2 separate regions of the Homo sapiens genome follow, and region 2 is linked to region 1. The links are chromatin loops, found by intact Hi-C in ENCODE. Cell type or tissue: mammary epithelial cell. All regions are shown on one strand.

Region 1 (5,000 bases):
GCAGGAAAAGATGGATGTTTCCGATCGAGCAGAGAGAGTGAATTTGGCCTTTCTCCACACTTGTGTTCTGTTCAGGCCTCAACGAATTGGATGATGTCCACTGACATTGGGAAGGGCCATCTGCTTTACTCAGCTCACCAATTCAAATGATAATCTCTTCCATAAACTCTCTCACAGACACACTCAGAAATAATGTTTTGCCAGCTATTTGGGCATCTCTTGCCCCAGTCAAGTTGACACATAAAATTAACCATCACACATAGTTTACTTGATTGAGGCATAGTCTGAGGGAAATTACAACCAATTAAAGATGGAAGAAACTTTACAAACTCAATACAATGTGAAACACAGAAATACTGAAAAAAGAACACAGAAAACAGTCAATTTCTTTGAATTTTGAGTTTGTTTATTCTTAGTTATTGTGAATATTTCAAATATCAATTTTTGTTGAATTCATTCACTCATTTAACTTAAATTGGCCACCCATTATTTGCTAGGCACCACCCTAGGAAAACACAAAGGTTCCTGGAGCTTTCTGTGTATTAGAAGAGAAAGATATTACATAAATAATCATTTTGTTGTGATTGGGAATAATTGTCAAGAAGATAAACACAGTGTGCTTTTGGAATGTATTAGACAACTTTACCCCCACCAGAATGGCTAAAACTAATAACCCTGACCATATCAAATATTGTGGAGCAACTGGAACTCTCAAGCATTGCTGGTGGGGATTTAATATGATCCAGTCACTTTGGTAAACAATTTGGCAGGTTCTTCTAAAGTTAAACATACAACTTACAAGACCTAGTAATGCCAGTCCTTGGTATTTATTTACCCATGAGAGAAGAAAATATATCCACACAAAAACTTGTGCACTAACCGTTGTAGCAGCTTTATTCATAATTATAAAAAATAGGAAACAACCCAAATATCTACCAACAAGTGAATGGATCGACAAATGGTAGTGATTCCACAGAATGGAAAGCAATAAAAAGGAATGGACTTCTGAGACACCAACAGCGCTGGATGGACCCCAAACGTTATGCTAAAAGAAACCAGACTCCAAAGAAGCACAGACTGTATGAAGTTCAGGAACAGGGAAAACTATGTTACCATGCTAGAAATCAAATTAGAATTGCCTAGGGAAGAGCAGATAATTGGGAAGTGTCCTGGGACTTCCTGGGGTGTTGGAAACGTGCTGTACCCTCACTGGGGTGGCGGTTCCACGGGTGAATACATTTGCCGAAACTCATGAAGTGTACGCTGAAAATCTGTGCGTTTTACTTTAGGCAAACCTAAGTTTTGTTTTGTTTTGTTTTTTTAAGTATTACACAGTGACTGTGGTGGTGGCTGGAAGCAGAAGTCAGGAGTGTATTCTTTTTTTTTTTTTTTTTTAAACCGGCAGTGGGGGCGGGAAAGGGGGATGCCAAGTACTTTCCTAAGTGTTGAATACAAGTGGAGGCAAACTTGGAAACGTTCCACATTTCACAGGGCGAGGGCAGGGTGCCCTGACAGCGGCTAGCAAAGAACGGCCCGCCTCCCAGGGGGCTCGGCCCAACTCGGACCCCAAGTCTCCCTAGAGGTCCTATCGCTCCCAGCGGTTTCCGCAGCCACCTCCACCACCTCCGCAGCAAAACGCTAGCCGGACTGGAGGGCCCTCGCCGGCGTCGTGCTGACGTCACGCGCGTGCTGACGTCGCCCGCGGCCGCGGCCTCTGAAGCGGGCTGGGGATCGGGGGGCGCCGAGTTTGACTAGTTTGGGGGCGGCTGGGCGCTTGGCGTTCCTCCCGCCGCCCGCTGCGCCCCGCAAGCCGCGCCCCTGGCGGGCTAAGTGAGTCCCGCCCGCTCCCGCGGGGACCCGCACTGGAGGCTGGGCGGCTCTCGGCGAAAGTTGGCCGCTCACAGACTGGCAGGCGGGCGGGCGGCCGCAGCCATGGAGCCCCGCAGCATGGAGTACTTCTGCGCCCAGGTGCAGCAGAAGGACGTCGGCGGCCGGCTGCAGGTCGGCCAGGAGCTCCTGCTCTACCTTGGCGCCCCCGGCGCCATCTCGGACCTGGAGGAGGACCTGGGCCGCCTAGGCAAGACAGTCGACGCGCTCACCGGCTGGGTGGGTTCGAGCAACTACCGGGTAAGCGACGGCGGCGAGGCTGGGCTGGTCACGCCCTCCGCGGCAGCCCTTTAATCCCGGACGCGAGCGCCGGGCCGGGAAAGCTCCCGTCCGAACCACTGCTTAAGAGGGGAAACACACTTTGGGAAGCACAGGCGGGCGGATCACGAGGTCAGGAGTTCGAGACCAGCCTGACCAACATGGTGCAACCCCGTCTCTACTAAAAATACAAAAATTAGCCGGGCGTGGTGGCGGGCGCCTGTAATCCCAGCTACCCAGGAGGCTGAGGCAGGAGAATCGCTTGAATCTAGCAGGCAGAGGTTGCAGTGAGCCGAGATCGAGCCACTGCACTCCAGCCTGGGCGACAGAGTGAGACTCTGTCTCAAAAAAAGTAAAAAATAAATAAAAATAGGGGAAACAGGGGGGTCCCGCGTCCCCACTGGGCAGACCGCCTCTTCGTACGCGAGCCGAGGACTGACTTGTGACCACATTTTTCTACACTTGTGGACAATGACAAATTCAGCGATTCCGTGACACGTTGCGGAGTTACTAGGACACAATGTTGATCACTTATTTTGAAAAAAAAATCAGTGAAAGACTTCGACATTTGTGTTCACCTGTGTAAACACTACCCAGACCAACAGATAGGACATTAGGATACGATTTTAGGTTGATGTGTCTTAGTAGATAGGCTAATGCTGGGGGGGAAAAAGTTACAAAGATGAGGTGCGAGAAAGAATGAGCCTTTCTGAAGAGTTGGTGGTAGGCAGGGTGTAATGTAGCCGCGTTGGGAGGCCAGGTAAATATTTTGTATTTAACTTGCCCCGTAGTCGTTAGTAGTTACTTTTCTTTCTTGTCTTCTGGTGGCAGTGTTGCTTTAAAATGCTGACTGCAGCTTCCCATGGATGAAGTGATTCTTCTTAGTAACATATTCTCATGATCCAGCGAATAGGCTGTACTTTGAAACCTTTTATTCAAAAAGAGAAGAAAGACAAACTCTAGAATTATGACGCAGATTTAATGGTAAAGCCCAGATGAGTTTTGGAAAGGTTAGACTTTTTACAAGGACAATAAAGTTTGAGAGTTACCCACGTCGATGCTTCATTACATACCATCTCTTGATTATTATTTTTAAAACGTTTGGGGAAAAGGTAATTTAATAATATATCATTACCATTTGGGAGATTATTTCTTTGGAAGAAACAAGCTAAATTTACTCTGTAAGAAAGGCATATACATATTCACACTCAAGATAGTTGATTTTATGCTACAGCATAGACTGTTGTAGAAAGACAGCGCTTTGGTAATGTTTGCACCCCTTCCGAAGTTAAGATTGGTGTGCCATCTTCTACACGGGCTGTTGTGAATTGGCTTTGGGCCATTTCACTCCTCAGATGTACCTCAGTGAATGACAGTTGAGCAATCACGCTGATATTCTGTGATACCACAGTATGCTAGTTTTCTGTTATGCCTCTAAGCCCTACTTCTACTCGGTGCTGTGTTTTTAACTGTTCTTTAAGAGTTAGAATCCATCAGGGGTCTCATCCGGGTTCTTTTCTGTTTTCACTACGTATTTTCTCCATGCTCCTCACTAGATAATGTAGCCCAAGACAATTTCAGCAGTCAGAAGAGAACTGCCATAGTCTCCCACCACCTGTCTATACACTTCCTTGTAGCTGTGACCATATAATCTTCCTTTTTCCTTGTTAGAATAGATAAATTGCCTGTTTTCCTCATTTATGCAATTCCCTCCACGAAAGTATTAGATTCCATGCCTTCTTGCTTACTCAAGGACATTGATCCATCAATTCTGCTCTCTTTCCTAAATCACTAGTTCTTCCCTTTCTGTTGAATTCTATAGCATAGAAACTTTTCTGACATTGCTAGGGAAAGGGCATTCTAATTAATCTGTTGCTTTAAGTTTTATAAGCTAAGTTACCCAACTGGGTAATCTTTTTTTTTTTTTTTTTTTTTTTTTTTTACTTAAGATACAATAAAACATACTTAACTGTTTTAAAAAGTGTGTCATAGGAGCTTTTGAACATACAAATAGAATCATACTTCAATTTCAGTTTATACTGAACAAAATACAGTTTTTCTTTGAATTGGTAGTACTTCAGAATCTGAGTGTCTTAACAGTCATTGTGTTAGTAAATTTGAGTGCCTCCTGTATGCTGGGTATTCAAGATGCTAAGGATCCATCCAGCTTTGAACAAGACAAGGCCCATTCATTCAGCTGCATTAGGATATTTATCGATGACCTATTATTATCAGGAACTTACTCTTCTAGGCATTGCAGATACAATGTGAAAAAAAGACAAATCCTTGTCTTTGTGGACTTAGATTCTAGTAGGAGGAGAGGAATAAGCAGGAAAGATAAATAAAATGTATAGTGTGTTAGATGGTGATAAGTGGTTTGGAGAAAAAAACAATGAAGGGAATAGGGAATACTAGGCAAGATGCATATGTTGGAATTTTAAATAGTTGGTCGTTAAAGACCTCATTGAGAAGGTGACTTAACAGAAGATGGGAAAGTGAGATCCCTGCCATTGCATTAGAAAGAGGTAGACAGGTATAGAAATTAGATCATTTCAGATAGCATGTGCTTGTAAATCAACATGGTATGAAATGATTATGAGACTCTACTTTGGGTGGTCAAGAAAGGTGACATGTGAGTGCAGACACTGAAGAAACATAAGAGTCAAGAATGATTGAAGCAGAGGAAACAGCAAATTCAGAGACCCTAGTTTTGTTGAGGAACATAAAGCCAGCCTGGCTAGAGTTTAAATGAGTGAGGTGTTAAGAAAGACGAAGTTGAGGAAGCAGCTGTAAAGTCATAGGATTTTATTCTAAATGTGGTGGCAGTAACTGGGCAGGTATAACATCATAGGATT
Region 2 (5,000 bases), 340 kb after region 1:
CCTGTAGCCGGTGACAGCCCCTGCATATCTGCACCACACCTTCATCCGTGATACGCTGAGGAAAAGCAGCACAGAAAGAAAAGTCAGAGGACACCAGCAATACCAAAACGGGAGCAGCAGAAAAGTATCTGCTGTTGTTCAGTTTTGGTTGCTGATTACTAGCATTTTATCCAAATAACTTCAACAAAATAAGTAGAGGGTAGACAGGTACTTGTGTTATCTCTGCACAGCTTTAAAATATTTCAGCAATTTAGATAAGATACATGCATCCAGGAAAAAATAAAGTAAAAATTTTAAATAATATAAATGGAGAATAAAAGTTTAAAATTCCATTTCTCCCTCACTAGTCATCAAAATATAGATTTTTTCATAAAATTTATAAACTCATAATTTAAAAATCTGATTAAAGAACTTTTGAGGCTTTCCTAGTTTAACTGACATTAATATTTGATTGGATTTCTGCAGATTAATGCTTTAGATATTTACAATATACACATATATTTATATTTCATCAAATGTTTTAGACAATAGGAAAATTAAATAAATCACAAAATTATTGATAAATACCTTAAATTCTATGAATTTGGCCATGAAGATTCAAAATAATATGTTCACTTAAACAGACTACTTCATATAGAAATAAACACGCACATCTATATTATACTTCAAGCCATCAGCCACTGCTATGCTACACGTAAGTCAAGGTCCTATTTTTGAGTAGTCCTGGCCCATATGGTCAACGTTTGTCCATAAGATAGTTTCTGGTTTTTTTCCCCACCACTAGGGACTCTAAAGATTTATAATATATTCATTTAAAGCTGAATGCAAGGGTTTTCCCTTACCTTTCTCAAAATCTATGTTCCCCTTGAAAACCTGGTAGGATGTAGCAAGCATCCTCTTCAATTATCAACATTTACAATGGCAGTGGAGAAGGACCAATAGTTTTTCATAGGCTAATGTCCTGATGAAAATGCCACCTTGCTCTTGCCTATGCGTTTTATTCTTTAAAGCATTTTTGCATGTGTTATTTCATTTTATCCACTGAAACAACGTGAGAGGAGTCATCATCCTTAATTTATAAGTTAAAAAAAAAGACACTTCATGTCTTAAAACTATTTAGTGACCAATTCACTGCATTCCTCAATAGCGTCCCTAATACTCTATTCAACAAAATCAAGACCTAGTCTGTATTATTTTTAGGGGAGATGTCAGTGGCTTTATATTGAGTATGATTCCTTTTTGTTGTTGTTGTTGTTCCAGCTTGTGACAAATTGGTAGGTTATATAAGGACACAGGATGGAAATCAGGGTGTGGCAACACAGCCCATCTCAGGTGCCTAGGGGGCTGCAGGGAGGCCTGAGGCAGACTGCTTTGGGAGACAAGATAGAGCAAACAGTGTTCAGGAAAGGCACGCTACTTACTGAGCAGGACTGCAAGTTGAGGCTCACAAGCTCATGGCAGTAATTCTGAATGTGTTTCAGAGCTTCATCTTCTAACTGAGTGGACAGAGAAAACAAAAGACAGCTGGAATCCAGGTGAGGGAACAGTGGGACACCAAGAAAAATGCAAAAGCAGCTTTCTGGATGATGTGCCCACACCTGACACATAACACAAACAGCTGTATCAACCCTCTGGTACCTGTGTGCAGCCCCTCAGGAGCAGGGCTTTCAGGCCTCGACAACCTCGCACCAGTGCCTCGATGCCATCCTTCGTGATCTGATCACACCAAGAGAGGTTCAGGTACTCCAGGTTTCGGCAGCCCTCACTGAGAGAACAAGAAACAAAAACTTATGTGCAGTCTCTCCTGTAGAGAGTTAATGACCAACTCTGAGTTTAGTACATCACAAGAAATTCCGAAGGGGAGACCATGCCTGGGACCTCTTGGAGTCACCTATTTCTTGCTGGATCCAACGTGACCATTAAGAAGGTTTCCAGAATGTTCATAGCTTTGGGTATTTCTCTTGACACAAACAATGGGCACTCTTACCTGATCCCCTTCAAGGAGCTGTTTGTAATAGACACACAGGAGGTCAGATCCAGATGTTTCAGCTTGGAACAGAATCTGCTAAGGCTATAACACGTGCTGAAAAAGAGCAGACGCACTAAAGATATTTTCAACCACGTTTCTCTCCCTTCTCTCTCCCCGTGGCTATTTGGTCACCAATTAATCTTCATTACTTACCTGTCAGTGATTTTTGTGCATCCATTGAGGTTCAAATGTTCAATGTTTCGGCAGTTCTGTGCAAAGGTCCTAAAATGAGAAAACATTTTAAAGCTCCCTGCAAGTTGCTGGACAGCCACTAGAGGGCATATGAAACCATTCACGCTTAGAACAGCGCTCCCTCAAACTTAATTAAAGCGCGTAACAATCAGCTAGGGTTCTTGTCACAGTGCAGATTCTGATGATAGATCTAGAATGGGGCTCGACAGTCTGCAGTTCAAAGAAACTCCCAGGTGATGCCAGTGCTGCTAGTCTAGGGACCACGTTTTGAGAAGCAGAGTCCTAGACTACCTATCAATCAGTTCTCCTTTACCCACAGCTTGGTGAGTCATCACCGAATCATGAGAATAGAGGCCTAGCTCCCTGCTCCCTCCGCTCTACAAAAAAATCAATTTGAACCAAGGGGGCAAATCTTCTAGTACTGTGCCATGCTGTCACTTGCTTACCCTAGAGCCTTTCCAGAGAAACCATTTCTGGCGATTGATAGAAGACGTCTAGCAGTTAATCAGTATCAAGACCCACTCATTTTACTGGTGAGGACATTCAGTCATGAAGAGGAACTTCCTCATTGATCTGTGGGTTGGTAGCAAGGCCAGAAGCAGCACATTAAAACGCCCTATTCACCACTCACTGCTTAACATATTCAGCAAGGACTAGCTCAGGTCGTCTCCATCATTCTGAAATACAGCTTTGAGATTTGCTCCTTCCAACCTGCCCTGGTACCGGTAGGGGGAACCAAGCCTGATGGGACTGTCTGAGATGAAGAAATGGGGCTGAAATTCTAGGAAGACCAAGGCAGCTGGAGTTATCTGGCAAGAGCATTGGAGTAGAGAGAACGTCACAAAGAGAACTCCAGAGATCTGTGGAGGGTGCCCCTCAAGAATTAAGTACAGGCCAGGCATGGTGGCTCATGCCTGTAATCCCAGCACTTTGGGAGACCAAAGCAGGAGGATCCCTTGAGCCCAAGAGTTTGAGACCAGCCTAGGCAACACAGTGAGACTCTATCTCCAAAACAACAACAACAACAAAAAGAATTCAGTACCACACTGATCAATGTATGCATGTGATGAAACTACCCAAAGCCCAAGGCCAGGGAATCAGAATGAACAAAAAGCATTAAAGGAAACAGTAGCCAGAGCTCACCGAGGGCAAGGAATAGTGCCCATTTCTACCAACCAAGAGTGAAAAATGCCACAATTCTTGGGGCATTGGGTAGAGTATTGAGAATAGTCTTCCTTTAGGAGTGGCGCATAATTAGCCCTAAACACTGCTTTGGTACAACCTAACAAATCTTAAAAACAAGACCTAACAGGAACTATTCCCAATTAAGTCAACTGTATCCCAGAACAAAACCTGAGTATTTATAGGAATACAAAAATATCTGCACCCAACAAAGTAAAATTCAAAATGTCTGGCATTGAACAAAAAATTATCATGTTTTCATAGAAGGAGGAAAATATATCCACAATAAAGAGAAAAGGTAATCCACCAAAACCTACTCTAAACTGACACAAATAGCATAAACAACAAAGGTATTAAAAGTTATAATGTTATTGCCTAGAATATATTTCTATGAAGCTAACAATTAAACATGTTATGTAGACACATGGAAAAATAAGAGATCCAAGTTAAACTTTTAGATATGAAAACCGGCCAGATGCAGTGGCTCACACCTGTAATCCCAGCACTTTGGGAAGCTGAGGCAAGCAGATCACTTGAGGTCAGAAGTTCAAGATCAGCCTGGCCAACATGGTGAAACCCTGTCTCTACTAAAAAAAAAAAAAAAAAAAATTAGCTGGTATGGTGGCACATGCCTGTAGTTCCAGCTGCTTGGGAGGCTGAGGCAGGAGAATCACTTGAACCCGGGAGGTGGAGGTTGCAGTGACCCTTGATCACACCACTACACTCTAGCCTGGGCCACAGAGCGAGACTCCATCTCAAAAAAAAAAAAAAAATGAAAACCACAATGGCTGATATAAAACTTTACTGGATGAGATTAACAACAGATTAGATATGGCAGAAGAAAAGATTAGTGAACTTGAAGACATAGCAATAGCAACTATCAAAAACGAAACACAGAAACAGAAATAGAACAGAGCATGAACGAACTGTAGGACAACTTCAAGCAACCTAATATACATGCGATTGGAATCACTAAATAAGAGAGACAGAGGAAGAAGGAAAAAATACTGAAGAAATAATTGCCAAAATTTTCCCCAAACTTTATGAAAACAATAAACCCATAGACCCAAGGAACTCAAAGAACCACAAGTGCAAGAAACATGAAGAAAAACACACCAAGGCATATAATAACCAAATTGATCAAAACCAGTGACAGATTAGCCATGCGTGGTAGTGTGTGCCTGTAGTCCCAGCCACTTGGGAGGCTGAGGTGGGAGGATCACTTGAGCTCAGGAGGTGGAGGTTACAGTGAGCCAAGGTGGTGCCACTGCACTCCACCCTGGGTGACAGAGTGAGACTCCAGAGAGAGGAAGAGAGAGAGAGAGAAACCAGTGATAGGAAAACCCTAAAAACAGCCAGAAAACAAAGCCATGTTATGTACAGAGAATAAAACATAAGGGTGACAGCAGATTTATCACTGGTAATGAAAAAGCAAGAAAACAGAGGAGCACCATCCTTAAAATACAAAAAACAAAAAATAGTCACTACAGAATTCTAGACTCAGCAATTTTTTTTTTTTTTTGAGACGGAGTCTCGCTCTGTCACCCAGGCTGGAGTGCAGTGGTGCAATCTCGGCTCACTGCAAGCTCCGCCTCCC

Evidence for each region. A loop is a pair of places that touch in the nucleus more often than their neighbours do. Peaks named below come from ENCODE experiments on the same cell type or tissue, not always from the same donor. Only the 100,000 strongest peaks of a DNase experiment are listed, where the experiment ranks them.
Region 2: it touches region 1 in a loop (3-fold over the local background); 5 of 110 quality-filtered maps call a loop at or near these places.

Annotation. Positions count from the first base shown.
Region 1 is chr3:33,714,935-33,719,934 of GRCh38, reverse strand. It overlaps CLASP2 (cytoplasmic linker associated protein 2), which reads left to right and starts at 1,681. Exons shown (of 39, transcript NM_001365631.1): 1 at 1,681-2,127. The coding sequence starts at 1,933. RefSeq lists an enhancer at 1,320-1,409 and a silencer at 1,610-1,949. In mammary epithelial cell, a CTCF peak has its summit at 2,986; DNase peaks (open chromatin) are centred at 1,684, 2,014 and 2,954; H3K4me3 peaks cover 2,491 bases; H3K27ac peaks cover 2,627 bases.
Region 2 is chr3:33,370,343-33,375,342 of GRCh38, reverse strand. It overlaps FBXL2 (F-box and leucine rich repeat protein 2), which reads right to left. Exons shown (of 15, transcript NM_012157.5): 6 at 2,183-2,251; 7 at 1,988-2,083; 8 at 1,639-1,765; 9 at 1,422-1,496; 10 at 1-55. Among named protein-coding and RNA genes, the nearest start is that of UBP1, 68 kb to the left of the region's middle. In mammary epithelial cell, a CTCF peak has its summit at 2,307 (motif pointing right); a DNase peak (open chromatin) is centred at 2,532; H3K27ac peaks cover 338 bases.